2 separate regions of the Homo sapiens genome follow, and region 2 is linked to region 1. The links are chromatin contacts, found by Hi-C or POLR2A ChIA-PET in ENCODE. All regions are on one chromosome and are shown on one strand. Each heading gives the region's core, a stretch centred on a gene start or an enhancer-like site at or near the end of the contact. The rest is flanking DNA. Distances are from core to core; before and after follow the strand shown. Region 1 overlaps NID1 (nidogen 1). Region 2 overlaps LYST (lysosomal trafficking regulator).

Region 1 (6,346 bases), core at 2,727-5,226:
CTCCACATCACTGTCTGCTAAGAGCTATACTTCATCCATGTCTTGTTGCCTCTCCCTCCCAGGCCTTTCCACGTGCTATTCTTTTTGTGACTGTCCTTCTCCCTGTCTGGTTAATCCTTCAGAAATCAGCTTAGGCACTTAACTCCCTTCAGGAAGTCTGTTCAGCTCCCCAGGGCTGAGTCCAATCCCCTCTGTGAGCTCTCAGGGTGATCTGGGCTTGCCCACACCATACCTGTATCTCACTGACTCTAAGGAGCTGTTCCTTGTTTATCTCTCTGGAAAAAATCTCCTTAACATTTAGTCAAGAAGCATCTACTCGGCCAGGCACAGTGGCTCACACCTGTAATTCCAGCACTTTGGGAGACCAAGGAGGGAGGATCACTTGAGTCCAGGAGTTCAAGAACTGGGCAACACAGCAAGACCTATATCTATAAAAAATAAAAACTTAGCTGGGTGTGGTGGCATGCACCTGTGGTCACAGCTACCTGGGAGGGTGGGGCAGGAGGATCTCTAGAGCCCAGGAGTTTGAGGCTGCAGTGAGCCATGTTCAGGCCACTACACTCCAGCCTGGGTGACAGAGCAAGACCCTGTCCCCCAAAAAACAAAACGAAAACCCAAAAAACCAAGAAGTACCTACTTGACTGTGCTGGGGGATGCACACAGGAATAACCCATAGCACCTGCTGTCAGGGAGCTCACAGTCTGGAGGGAAGCCAACAGCTGAACACACACTTTGCAATTCAGTGAGTGGCTGCCTTGACAGAGGGAGATAGCAGCTACACAGAAGAGACCGTCCACAAGGCATGGAGAGCCAAGGAATGCCTAGGTGCTTTTTTAAAAAATATATAATTTGTATTTCTCTTTTTAATTCTGTCCATTTTCACTCCATGTATTTTTTTTTTAAGACAGGATTTCACTCTGTCACCCAGGCTGGAGTGCAGTGGTGCAATCTCAGTTCACTGCAACCTTAACCTCCCAGCTCAAGCAACCCTCCCACCTCAGCCTCCTGAGTAGGTGGATCTACAGGCATGCGTCACCACACTTGGCTAATTTTTTGCATTTTTAGTAGAGGTGGTGTCTCACTAGGTTGCCCAGACTGGTCTCGAACTACTGAGCTCAAGTGATCCATCCATCTTGACCTCCCAAAGTACTGGGATTACAGGTGTGAGCCACCAAGCCTGGCCACTTCATGTATTTTTTTAAGTGGCAGGGTCTTGCTATGTTGCCCAGGCTGGCCTCCAGCTCCTGGACTCGAGTCATCTTCCTGTCTCAGACTCCTGTGCTTTTTTTTCTGAGATGGAGTTTTGCTCTTGTTGCCTGGGCTGGAGTGCAGTGGCGCGATCTCGGCTCACTGCAAACTCTGCCTCCCGGGTTCAAGCGATTCTCCTACCTCAGCCTCCCGAGTAGCCGGGATTACAGATTCTTGCCACCATGCCCGGCTAATTTTGTATTTTTAGTAGAAATGGGGTTTCACCATGTTGGTCAGGCTGGTCTTGAACTCCTGACTTCAGGTGATCCGCCCGCCTCAGCCTCCCAAAGTGCTGGGACTATAGGCATGAGCCACCATGCCTGGCCTCCTCTCTGCTTTTTTTTGATGAGTAGAAGATTGTGGTTGAATAGGTCTAGGGTAGGGCTCAACTGACTTCTCCTGTTAAGAGGAAGAATAAATATTTTCGGCTTTGTGGGCCATGAGGTCTCTGTTACGACTACGCAACTCTGTGGTTGTAGCATGAAAGCAACCATGTTTCATACCTCAATGAATGAGTGTGGCTTTCCCAATAAAACTTCATTTACAAAAACAAACAGTGGGCCAGATTTGGCCTATGGGGACTGTAGTTGCCAACCCCTGCTCTAGGCATTACCAGTTATGTTAAGGGGAAATATGTACTTATTTGTATATATGTTTACACATGTGTACATTAATTAATATATACTAAAATGTTAATTAATAATAAAAAATATACTGTAATCACATAGACTAGAATATTATATATTTCTCAGAATTTTGCACCTGGGAATGTTTTTGACTCTCAGTTCCATTACTTTTTTTTTTTTTTTTTTTTTAAATTAGAGTCTCACTCTGTCTTGCACAGGCTGGAGTGAAGTGGCCTGATCTCAGCTCACTGCAACCTCTGCCTCCTGGGTTCAAGCAGTTCTCCTGTCTCAGCCTCCTGAGTAGCTGAGACTACAGGTGCCCACCACCATGTCTGGCTAATTTTGAATTTTTTTGGTAGAGACGGGGTTTCACTATGTTGGCCAGGCTGGTCTCGAACTCCTGACCTCAGGTGATCCACCCACCTCGGCCTCCCAAAGTGCTGGGATTACAGGTATGAGCCACCATGCCTGGCCTCAGTTCCATTACTTCTGGTGTCACCTTGTACATGTCAATGATACAGATTAAGCTGTGCCTCCTGCAGCAGTGGAACAGGGATGGCAGTAATAACAGATCTCACAGGACTGTTTGAGGAGTCAGTGGGAGGTGACGAGACAAGGCACACAGAGACATTTCGAGCTCTGCACCCAGATGTTCATTTGCGACTGGATCCTCGCAAAGCAGACACAGTGACATTCCATAAGTGTGTTGCCAGTGAATATTTGAAGTACCTTTGTCTGTGTTGCCAGTTCTCATGTTGGTTTGCTTAACGTGGTTGCTCCCTTGGTGAGAAGCAGTTAGCATGCCAGAAAAGTATTTGTTGAACCCAGCAAGACAAAACCATGCATGCTTTTCTTTTGTCCCAGAGGCTAATTAATATAAAAAACAAAACAAAACATTTGAAGTAGGAAGCACCAAACAAAGATACAAGCAAGCCATCTGGTTAGAATAAAAAATGTCTGGCTGGGCACGTTGGTTCACGCCTGTAATCCCAGCACTTTGGGAGGCCGAGGTGGGTGGATCACCTGAGGTCAGGAGTTTGAGACCAGCCTGGCCAACATGGAGAAACCCCGTCTGTACTAAAAGTACAAAAACTAGCTGGGTGTGGTGGCGGGTGCCTGTAATCCCAGCTACTCGGGAGGCTGAGGCTGGAGAATCATTTGAACCCAGGAGGCAGAGGTTGCAGTGAGCCAAGATTGTGACATTGCACTCCAGCCTGGACGACAAGAGCAAAACTCTGTCTCAAAAAAAAAAAATCTGGTTTTGTTCACTCTTGAATGTAAAACGTGTTTACTTCCACAAAATTTTACGTTGGCATAGGGTTTTAGAGTTTTCATATAAGCTGTTTCCATTCACAGATATGTTTCATTTGATTCTCATTGCAATCCTATGTGATAAGCAACTGCAGTTTTTACACCAAATGAGAAAACTGAAACTCAGAGAAGTTGAGACTCCTTCAGGCCACAGCACTGGTTGGTGGCTCAGAGACTCCTTCAGGCCACAGCACTGGTTGGTGGCTCAGTTCTAACGAGAACCTAGGTCTCTGGGTTTGTGGTCTAGCCCCGCCCTTCTGGTCTGGCATCTGGCGTCCACATTGCCAGTGCTTAGACGGCTCCCTCACATTGAACCTGTTACGACAACAGCGATGTACACACAGTACCTTAGCTCATTCACCAAAATTACCTGTGCATCCAGAGCCCCATTTTCCTACCAATCACATCTGCATGTGGTGGTGCTTTTCCAGTTAGAAAACAAAACTGGTGTCCTGTGTGCTGTCAACCAAACAAAACTTTTCATGCAGTAAGCGTTGTTCCATTTTATGTGGCCGACAGAGTTGTGTTAACAAAGTATTTGGTCAGCATAGAAAATCTCAAGGGCTCTAGAATTTACAGTGGAACTTTGAAGTACTGTATCTTGAACTTGTAAAAAGGAGGGGGAACCTCAACTGTACTCAGGAAATAGAATCTCAAGTGAGTTTATAAAAAGCTGTGATCTCGGTGGACTTTCTGGGCCAGCAGACAGTGGGAGCAGCCCAGGGGCTCTAGGGAGAGTCCCCTGCTGAGTGTCCCTGGCCCCCATGGGAAACTTTCCATTAAAGGCCTGGTGGATGGGGTGGGGGTAGTGGGGATGCTAAAGACGCATTTCCTGAGCTTGTTTCTGGTTGATACATTGATGACTCAGACAAGCGTCTTCTTACTCATCTAGTTCGAGCTGCTAGGGAAGAAAGCATTCAAGACCTGATACTTATCTGAGGAGTGGCAGGAAGTCTGGGGTGACTTTTCTCAAGGTGGGGGGACAAAGAGAATGAGAGGAAAATGAAACAGAGTGTAAACCAAAAATAAAATTCCAAGTCCGCCTACCATCGGAATGGACCCCTCCTCTCAGCCGAGGGCATTCCAAAGTCAACCTATGAAACTACTTCAGGCCATGAGAGGAAGGGGAGGGTTGGCCACGTCTCATTACCATTAACATCAACATGGACCTTAAGACTGAAAGAACAGGCCGGGCCCTGTGGCTCTCGCCTGTAATCCCAGCGCTTTGGGAGGCTGAGGCGGGTGGATCACTTGAGGTCAGGAGTTTGAGACCAGCCTGGCCAATGTGGTGAGACCCCATCTCTACTAAAAATACAAAAATTAGCTGGGCGTGGTGATGGGCGCCTGTAATCCTAGCTATTTGGGAGGCTGAGGCACGAGAATCTCTTGAACCCAGGGAGTGGAGGTTGCAGTGAGCTGAGATTGCGCCACTGCACTCCAGCCTGGGTGACAGAGCGAGACTCTATCTCAATTAAAACAACAACAACAACAACAGCAACAACAAAACCTGGCAGAACAGACTCTTTAAGTCTGATAAGAAACATCTACAATCTGTTCTCTCTGAAGCCGCCTACCTGGAGGCTTCATCTGCATGACTAAACCTTGGTCTCCACAAGCCCTTATCATAACCCAGACATTCCTTTCTATTGGTTCCAGGTTTTTAGATAATAACTCAACCAATTGACAATCAGAAAATCTTTGAATCTGCCTATGACCTGGAAGCTCTCCCTCCTACACTTGGCTCCCAGTTGTCCCACCTTTCTGGACCAAACCAACATACATCTTACCTGTATTGATTGATGTCTTATGTCTCCCTAAGATCTATAAAACCAAGCTGTAGCCTGACCACCTTGGGCATACGACATCAGGACCTCCTGAGGCTGTGTCACAGGCATCTCCTTAACTTGGGCAAAATAAATTGTTAAATTGATTGAGACCTGTCTCAGATACTTTTTGGTTTACAAGAAGGAGAACTAAGAAGAAAGTACATTCTTGACCTTGGATTTGCATTCCATTCCCTTGCTTGATTAAATTGGTTTCTCTGTGTTCATTCAAATAAATGACAATTGTAGCCTCTCATATACTCAATAGAGTGGAGAGAGGGGAGGTGCTCACAGATGTCAAGACTCTCTGGAAAGAGACGACATGCAACCGTGGGAGAACCCATGGGCTACTCAGAATGGAACTTGTTTGGGAAGGTGCTATTTATTCAGCATCTTCCTGCACAGAGTCCACGCCCCACTACAGAGGCAGCTACTCCCAGGGCCTACACGGGTTCTGAGCATGCACCTCTGGGACACACATCTCTGGACAAGGTCACTCAGGTGCAGTGAACAGTCCCTGGTCTCTGCTGGCTTTGAGATTTTTTTTTTTTTTTTTTGGAGACAGAATATCACTGTCGCCCGGCCTGGAGTGAAGTGGTGCAATCTCAGCTTACCGCAACCTCTGCCTCCCGGGTTCAAGCGATTCTCCTGCCTCAGTCTCCCAAGTAGCTGGGATTACAGGCGCCTGCCACTGCGCCCAGCTAATTTTCTGTATTTTTAGTAGAGACGGGGTTTCATGATGTTGGCCAGGCTGGTCTCGAACTCCTGACCTCGTGATTCACCCGCCTCGGCCTCCCAAAGTGCTGGGATTACAGGCTTGAGCCACCACGCCCAGCCTGGCTTTGAGATTTTGCTGGCTTATAGCCCCATCTCATTCACTGCCAAATAGACACTTGTTAGTCCAAGCAAGACTGCCAAATTTCCAAGAAGGAGAATTTACAAGTCAAGGGGGCAATGTCCATCTGACATGGTCTTCATCCTCATGTTCCTAGGGGCCACTAAGAACAACACTACTAATAATAGTGATAGCAACAGCAATAACGGTGATAACAGCTTTCTTTACTTATGAACTCTCTTCATGTCCCTTCCCAACATTTACCCCCATTCTCACAGGGCTAGAGAGGAAGACGAATGGCCAGGGAGGGGCACTGAACTCGCAGTTAGGAAAAGGCAAACAAAGAAGGGAAAACAGAAAGGTCGTAAACCAGCATGGAAGAGAGCTTGCACTCCTCCTCTGTGTGCAGTCTCTTCTGTCACAGTGTGAAACTGCATTGTTGAGTTTCATCACACCTGTTTCCTGGAGCAGCTCTTGGCTCCCAGCTGCCTTCCTCTCCCAAA
Region 2 (6,346 bases), core at 2,439-4,938, 170 kb before region 1:
ACTAAATGTTGATAAAGGCCTATGTTTTAAATGGCTATTTATTTTCACTCCAAAGGCACATCTACTGTTCCTACTATTATTGCTACAGATATTCCAAAAAGTGACTAGGTGGAAAGAAGGGATTAAAAAATACCACCACAGGAAAAAAATATTTAACTTATGACCTAAATAATTTTAGTCATTTAATATCTTAAAATATATCTTATGACTTAAAAGAGAAAGTATTCTATTTACCATATATACAAAGAAAATACCGTATTTGGAATCCAATAGACTTGGTTCCAGAATACATAAAGAACTGCTACAACTGATGATAAATAAATAACCTGACCTTAAAAATGGTACAAAACTTTTAAAGAGATGTTCATAAAAGAAGATATACAAATGGCCAATAAGCAAATGAAAAAATGCTCAACATCATTAGTTGTTAGAGGAATGTGAACTAAAACTACAATAAGATACTACTTCATATTCTTTTAGAATGGCTAACACTACAGACTAGCAAAATATTCCCAAAAGAAAAATTATTGCTGCTGTTATGACATGAATTATTTCAGTCATTTAGTAATACATTAAAAGACATTTCATGACATAAAAGAGAAAGCATAAAATCTGGAGAGATAGAAAGTAGATTAGTGTTTGCTTAGGGGTAGGGGAATGGAAGGGATAGGGGAACGATAGCTAAAGGGTATGGAGTTTCTTTTGGAGGTGATGAAAATATTCCAAAATTAACTGTGGTGACAGATGCACTTACCTGTGACTACACTAAAAGCCACTGAATTGTACACATAAAATGGGTGAATTTTAAGATATGTGAATTATATCTCAATAATGTTATTTTTAATAATGCTGTTATTAAGATTTTGATTGGGATTAAATTGGGATCTATAGATTTGGAGAAAACATGTATGTTTATAATATTGATTCTTTCAATACATGAACATTATATAATGCTCCAATTATTTGGGTCTTCTTTAGTTTCTCTCAATAATGTTTTATAGAATTCCATGCAGAAGTACTGTACATATTTTATTAGAGTCATTCCTCGATATTTACTATTACTGATGCTATTTATATGGTATATTTTAAAGAAGACAAAGCATTGAATTTTTTTATTGTGGGGAAGAACAGAGCATGGTGTACATATTAAATAATCAAAATTTCAAAATAAATCACTATACATGGTCTAACATGATTTTTTCTGATTTTAAATTTTATTTACAGAAAAGTCATACAAATATATAAAAATTATATTTAATCACTCATTTAACAAATCACATTCATGAAAAAGAATAAAAATACATAAACTTGGCTGGGTGCAGTGGCTCACACCTGTAATCCCAGCACTTTGGGAGGCCAACGGGGGTAGACTGCTTGAGGTCAGGAGTTTAAGATCAGCTGGTCAACACGGTGAAACCCCATCTCTACTGAAAATACAAAAATTCACTGGGTGTGGTGATGCACACTTGTAGTCCCGGCTACTTAGGTGGCTGAGACACAAGAATCACTTGAACCCGGAGGTGGAGGTTGCAGTCAGCCGAGATTGCACCACTGCACTCCAGCCTGGGCGACAGAGCGAGACTCTGTGTCTCAAAAAAAACCATAAACCTACAAATGTCCTGAAAATTCCATGACAAGTAAATGCTTCCTAATTTGTATTTGCTATGTTCCTTAGCTTACAGTGAAAACAGAAGTACTGTTTTAGTCTCCATATTTCCTCAATATATGTATCTATTAGCAAAATGCTTTCACAGCAAAGAAATTTTATTTAATGATGGCCAATTTTACATCTAAAGCTGGTAACATTCAAAGTGTTAAAAAAAATCCATCATATTGGTGTTACAAACACTTCATTATTTTTTCAACTAACTATATTAATTAGTTCCCTGAAAGCAGATTGTAGAGTTTTACGATCACAAAATAATTATTCATTTTCTACTAAAATGAAATAAAGATATAAATCACATTTGGCCTTAAAATTAATTTATGTGAGTACTTAATGTTTCTGGATCTGTTTTCTCATCTGTAAAAGAAGGTTAGATGAAAACATCTAGTCTCAACTAGTTTTAAAACTCTGTTAATTTTATAATAAGAAAACAGCAAAACCATATGGTCATACCATACTTTAAGCCAAAAACGTTTGATAAATTAGATGTATACAAGCTAAAGGACTCAGTAATTATTAGTTCACATAAGAGGTCTCTGCTTTCACTCCAGAATTAGCAGCCTCCAAAAATTTTTCAAAAACATACTTGATATTTATTGAAAATGAAAATTCATCATGTTTCTGACATAAGATACAGGGATATAAGATTATGTCTTATATTTCTACTAAGAACCATAGTTATCTCACTGATATTACGATAAAAAGCATAGTATATATGAAACCATTTAGTTCTTAGGCAATTCATAATTCTAAGATATTTCAGACGTTTTGAAAGTATTCAAATAAACAATATGGTTATAAATAGGTCCACTTTTTTTTTAGTGGAATAATGTGAAAGACTGGACTTTATCTCAAGGAGGCTTCAGAAACTATGTAATCCAAAACCATGTAGCTACAGTTAACTATCATATATTGATGAAAGTAAGTATTTGATATAAAAATGTTACCTGATCAATTATAGAATTTAGCTTGGTAAGTAATAGAAATCCTCGACCATGGACAAGGTACTGTCCAAGGGTTGCCATGTGCGTCTCCTCCTCTTCTTCCTCCCTGGCCTCCACCCTCTGGACCACTGCATTGCAAAGCCGGTTGACATCGGTCAGAAATTCACGTGCCAGTGAGTTACTGTCGGTGCTCATGACCGAGCTATAAAATAAGTATTACAAAAAAAAAAGATTAGGAAAACAAATACAAATTTACTTTTAAAACTATGTGTTTTTGTTGTTTGTTTCTAACTGAAGATTGGCTTAAAATTACTGGAAATTGGTACTTAACCCTATAATATTTTCAGGCATAGTTCTGACCTAGTCAGGTGCTTCTTAAATAATTCCTTCCATGGCGAAATGAGTCCCAGGCTTGAAATACCTGAGCATAGCTGAGAATAGGTAAGTAACAGCACCTGGATGGAAAACATTTTCTCTTTTTAAGAGAGAAGACTTTCTTTCTTAAATACAATAAAAATAAACCCATTACTTATAAAATGTTCTTGCTTTATATATTTTATAATAAATTGGTATTTTAAAAATATAACCCATTTTTCACTTGATAGAGCCCACAATCACTGACCCATCCTCCCCAAACACCAAAGTTCAGTTAATAAAAAGGATTTCCAATCAGGTGAATAAAAACTGAAAAATTCTAATAGCTAAAGTTACGCCACTTCACTTCTTATGACATATTTAAATCAAATAAAGGGTAATGTGACATTTTAAGATTAAGGGAAATAAGCTACAGCAAACAGAATAGGGGAACATAAATACAGAGGAAAATGTACAAATTTCCAGAAGGGAAAAACCATGAACAACGAAATCCCCAAGGAGTTTCAAAATAGTTTCATCTCTGGGCTAAAAGTAATTTTGAGGTATCCAGTAACCTTTAAAAGATATTTAACATAGAGATGTTAAGTTAAATAAGACATGTATTGCCTCACCTCCCTTCACCCGCTTCAGGGGGAAGCCCTCCCCACAGTCCCTGCTGAGAGGGCAGTGCACATATGACTATGCCTCTTGCCAAGAGGCACAGTCAAGCTCTGGGCCCCAGTTCAGCTACAATCCATGCTCATCACAAGATGTGACTCGTATAGTGTGGGTTGCAAAGAGGAACTGGACTAATCAGGTTTTCTTTCTCTCTCGGGAATTTAAACTAAAGGGATATAGTTGATGTCCTGAAAGGTCACGCAGAGATGGGGCTGTGGTAGTCATTATGAGGTAGCTGAGGGTCAGAAGAAGCCAACCAGGTAAAAATGAACCAACGGGATACAAAGAGAAGTAGATAAAAATGAAAGGGAAGTACCAGAGAAATTCCTAATACTACCTTAGTTCCTGTTCATCCTGGGACCTCACAGTTTAATTCTTTGATTCCCATCAAAATTCTAGGTATTACAGTAACTCTCTTTTAGTATAACAAACATCAATATTTTTAATATTTTTGAATATTAGAAAGGAGAAAAATATAAAGTGCATCTCTCATTCTAAAATACGGCAATAACCTCTATTATATATTAATATTGGTTCTTTATATGCTTTCAGAAAGTAAAAGTATTAAATAAATCCAATAACCTAATTTATATTCAGTTCATATTTATCCAACTTTAATATATTTCATTGAATCTGTTCATAATTTTAGGATACATAATTACTTAGTACACCACTAAAAAAGAATTAAACTATGACACAATGCTTCTTATCACATAAAATTTCCCCACAATATCACCTTCTGGGCCATCAAGACCATTCATGCCACAGCACTTAAGAGTACTGCAGTATCGTTTCTGGGATTTTCCTTCAAAGCTACTAACGTCATTCTATAAATTTATATGCTGGTGCTTTCTTGATCTTACCAGATGGTATCAGCAGAAAGTTTCAGAAAACAACCAGGAAAACATTTAAAAACTCAACAGGTATAGTACCAGCAATGCACAGAAGTCTGCTGAAGCACTGACAATGTGAAAGTCTATGATCAAGTGCACTCATGTGCAGGCCAGGTCAACTACTTCACAAGTGCTTATAAGACACTATCCATTGCAAGATACACTGCAACTTTAGAAACATTAAAAATGTGAAAAACTGAAAAATTATGGGAATAATTAAGTCTATCTTCTAGAAATTAAGAAAATGGAAATCAATATAAATTTTTAGATATAAAAGTTAATGCCATATCAGTAAAAGGCATTATAATCTCAACAGAAATGTATGTTTTTTCCTGATTTAAAAATGTACCTAAAATATATACATGTTTATATGAATAGGTTAGTGTATATACATGATTACTTGCTTTTATTTAATTTAGATATATTGAAAAACATTTCACATGAGCTCTCACTCTTTAATAGCTGTATGGCATACTGCTACATGTAAATATTACATATATAGCATTATATTATAGTTTACTATGTAGCCAATCTCTTATTTTTGAATAGATTGTTTCTAGCTTTTTATTATCATAAACAAAGCTACAATTAACACCCTTATACTACTTGCCCCTTTATCTTATTACTTCCTTGAAGTAGAAATTGCCGTTATTTCATAAGGTAGGTTTTACATATTTCTTGTTAGGTTTACTCCAAGGCGCTTTATATTTTTGCCATTATTATGAATGGGATTTTGTTTTCCGTAACATATTCTAGGATTTAAAACTGGTATATAGTAGGCACATAGGAAGTGGATTTCTTTTGATATAATAATCATATATCTAAACTTCTGAGCTTTTTTATTATTTTGTTTTGAATTTCCCAGATATAATACTCTATAATCTACAAATAACAAAAATTCTGAATTATCTTATCCAATATTCATACAATTTCCATTATTCTATCTAATTGTATCAGTTTGCACTAACAGAACAACATCAGTTGTGGTGATGGGGACACTTTTGCTTTGTATATTAGGAAGTATTCACCTCTTCCTAACAGAAATATTGAATTTAATTGAATGACTTTCAGTCATTTTTAATGTCAACTGAAGAGATGATTGCACGGTATTTTCTTTAAATTTTTTCTAATATTTAAAGTACCCAGAAACAAAGAATATATAACATGAGGTTATAGCCAACAACCAGATATAAATAGTATACTGTATATATCCTTTTGTAACTTTGCTTTTTCCTCTTAATGTTATGTTCATTCCATTAAACCATCATGCAATATACCATTGTATGAATAAACCACAAACTATACATCCATCTCTACTAAGAAAAGTTTAGCTGTTTTAACTTTGGGGTTTAACGAATGTCAGATAATTATGTAGTTTCAAGCCTTCAAAATCATGTTGATGGTTAATATTTATTACATTATATACTTACCAGTCTTTCACCACTGCTGTGACATTTACAGTCTATATCATTTGGACTCATAAACTAGATGAAACAAATATTCTTAGAACAAAGCTTCACCTACAAAAAAAAAGACATATTAATCACAATAGTAAACCACAAATAATTTTAACAAAGTTGTGACATAATCAGTGGCCAGTCTTCATACATGATGTATGAAACCACCAATGAAATTTTTAGATCTTAGGAGCACACTAAAAAAATGCCTACTTCAAGAATTCCTCTTGAGAGGGAATCTTGGAACATAGTGATCTGAAAAAGCAACTCAATAATAGCTCTCTACTTTTCCTCTTCCAGTTCTTAACTTAAAACCTCCAGGTAAATCACAAGTTAACTGCAAAGGAGAATTAG

The links. Hi-C counts contacts between places; a loop is a spot of excess contacts on that map. ChIA-PET counts read pairs that join two places held with the same protein, here RNA polymerase II (POLR2A). Pooled maps may share reads with other maps.
Region 2: a loop to region 1 is called in a pooled map, with 3 times the contacts of the local background. The contact joins two enhancer-like sites. A Hi-C loop is called at or near these places in 2 of 50 pooled maps. POLR2A ChIA-PET finds 5 or more read pairs at or near these places in 3 of 52 experiments (BJ, CD4-positive, alpha-beta T cell and Panc1).

The regions. Positions count from the first base shown.
Region 1 is chr1:235,995,560-236,001,905 of GRCh38, forward strand. The region is part of intron 12 of NID1 (nidogen 1); the gene reads right to left. Among named protein-coding and RNA genes, the nearest start is that of LINC02768, 26 kb to the left of the region's middle. RefSeq lists enhancers at 3,667-4,866, 3,768-3,817, 3,858-3,927, 5,893-6,346. Within about 2 kb of position 3,977, at least 13 of the 41 ENCODE cell types and tissues checked have a DNase peak (open chromatin) inside an H3K27ac peak, as active enhancers do.
Region 2 is chr1:235,827,613-235,833,958 of GRCh38, forward strand. LYST (lysosomal trafficking regulator) reads right to left here. Exons shown (of 53, transcript NM_000081.4): 2 at 5,966-6,055; 3 at 2,614-2,812. The coding sequence starts at 2,805. Among named protein-coding and RNA genes, the nearest start is that of MIR1537, 22 kb to the right of the region's middle. Within about 2 kb of position 3,689, at least 2 of the 41 ENCODE cell types and tissues checked have a DNase peak (open chromatin) inside an H3K27ac peak, as active enhancers do.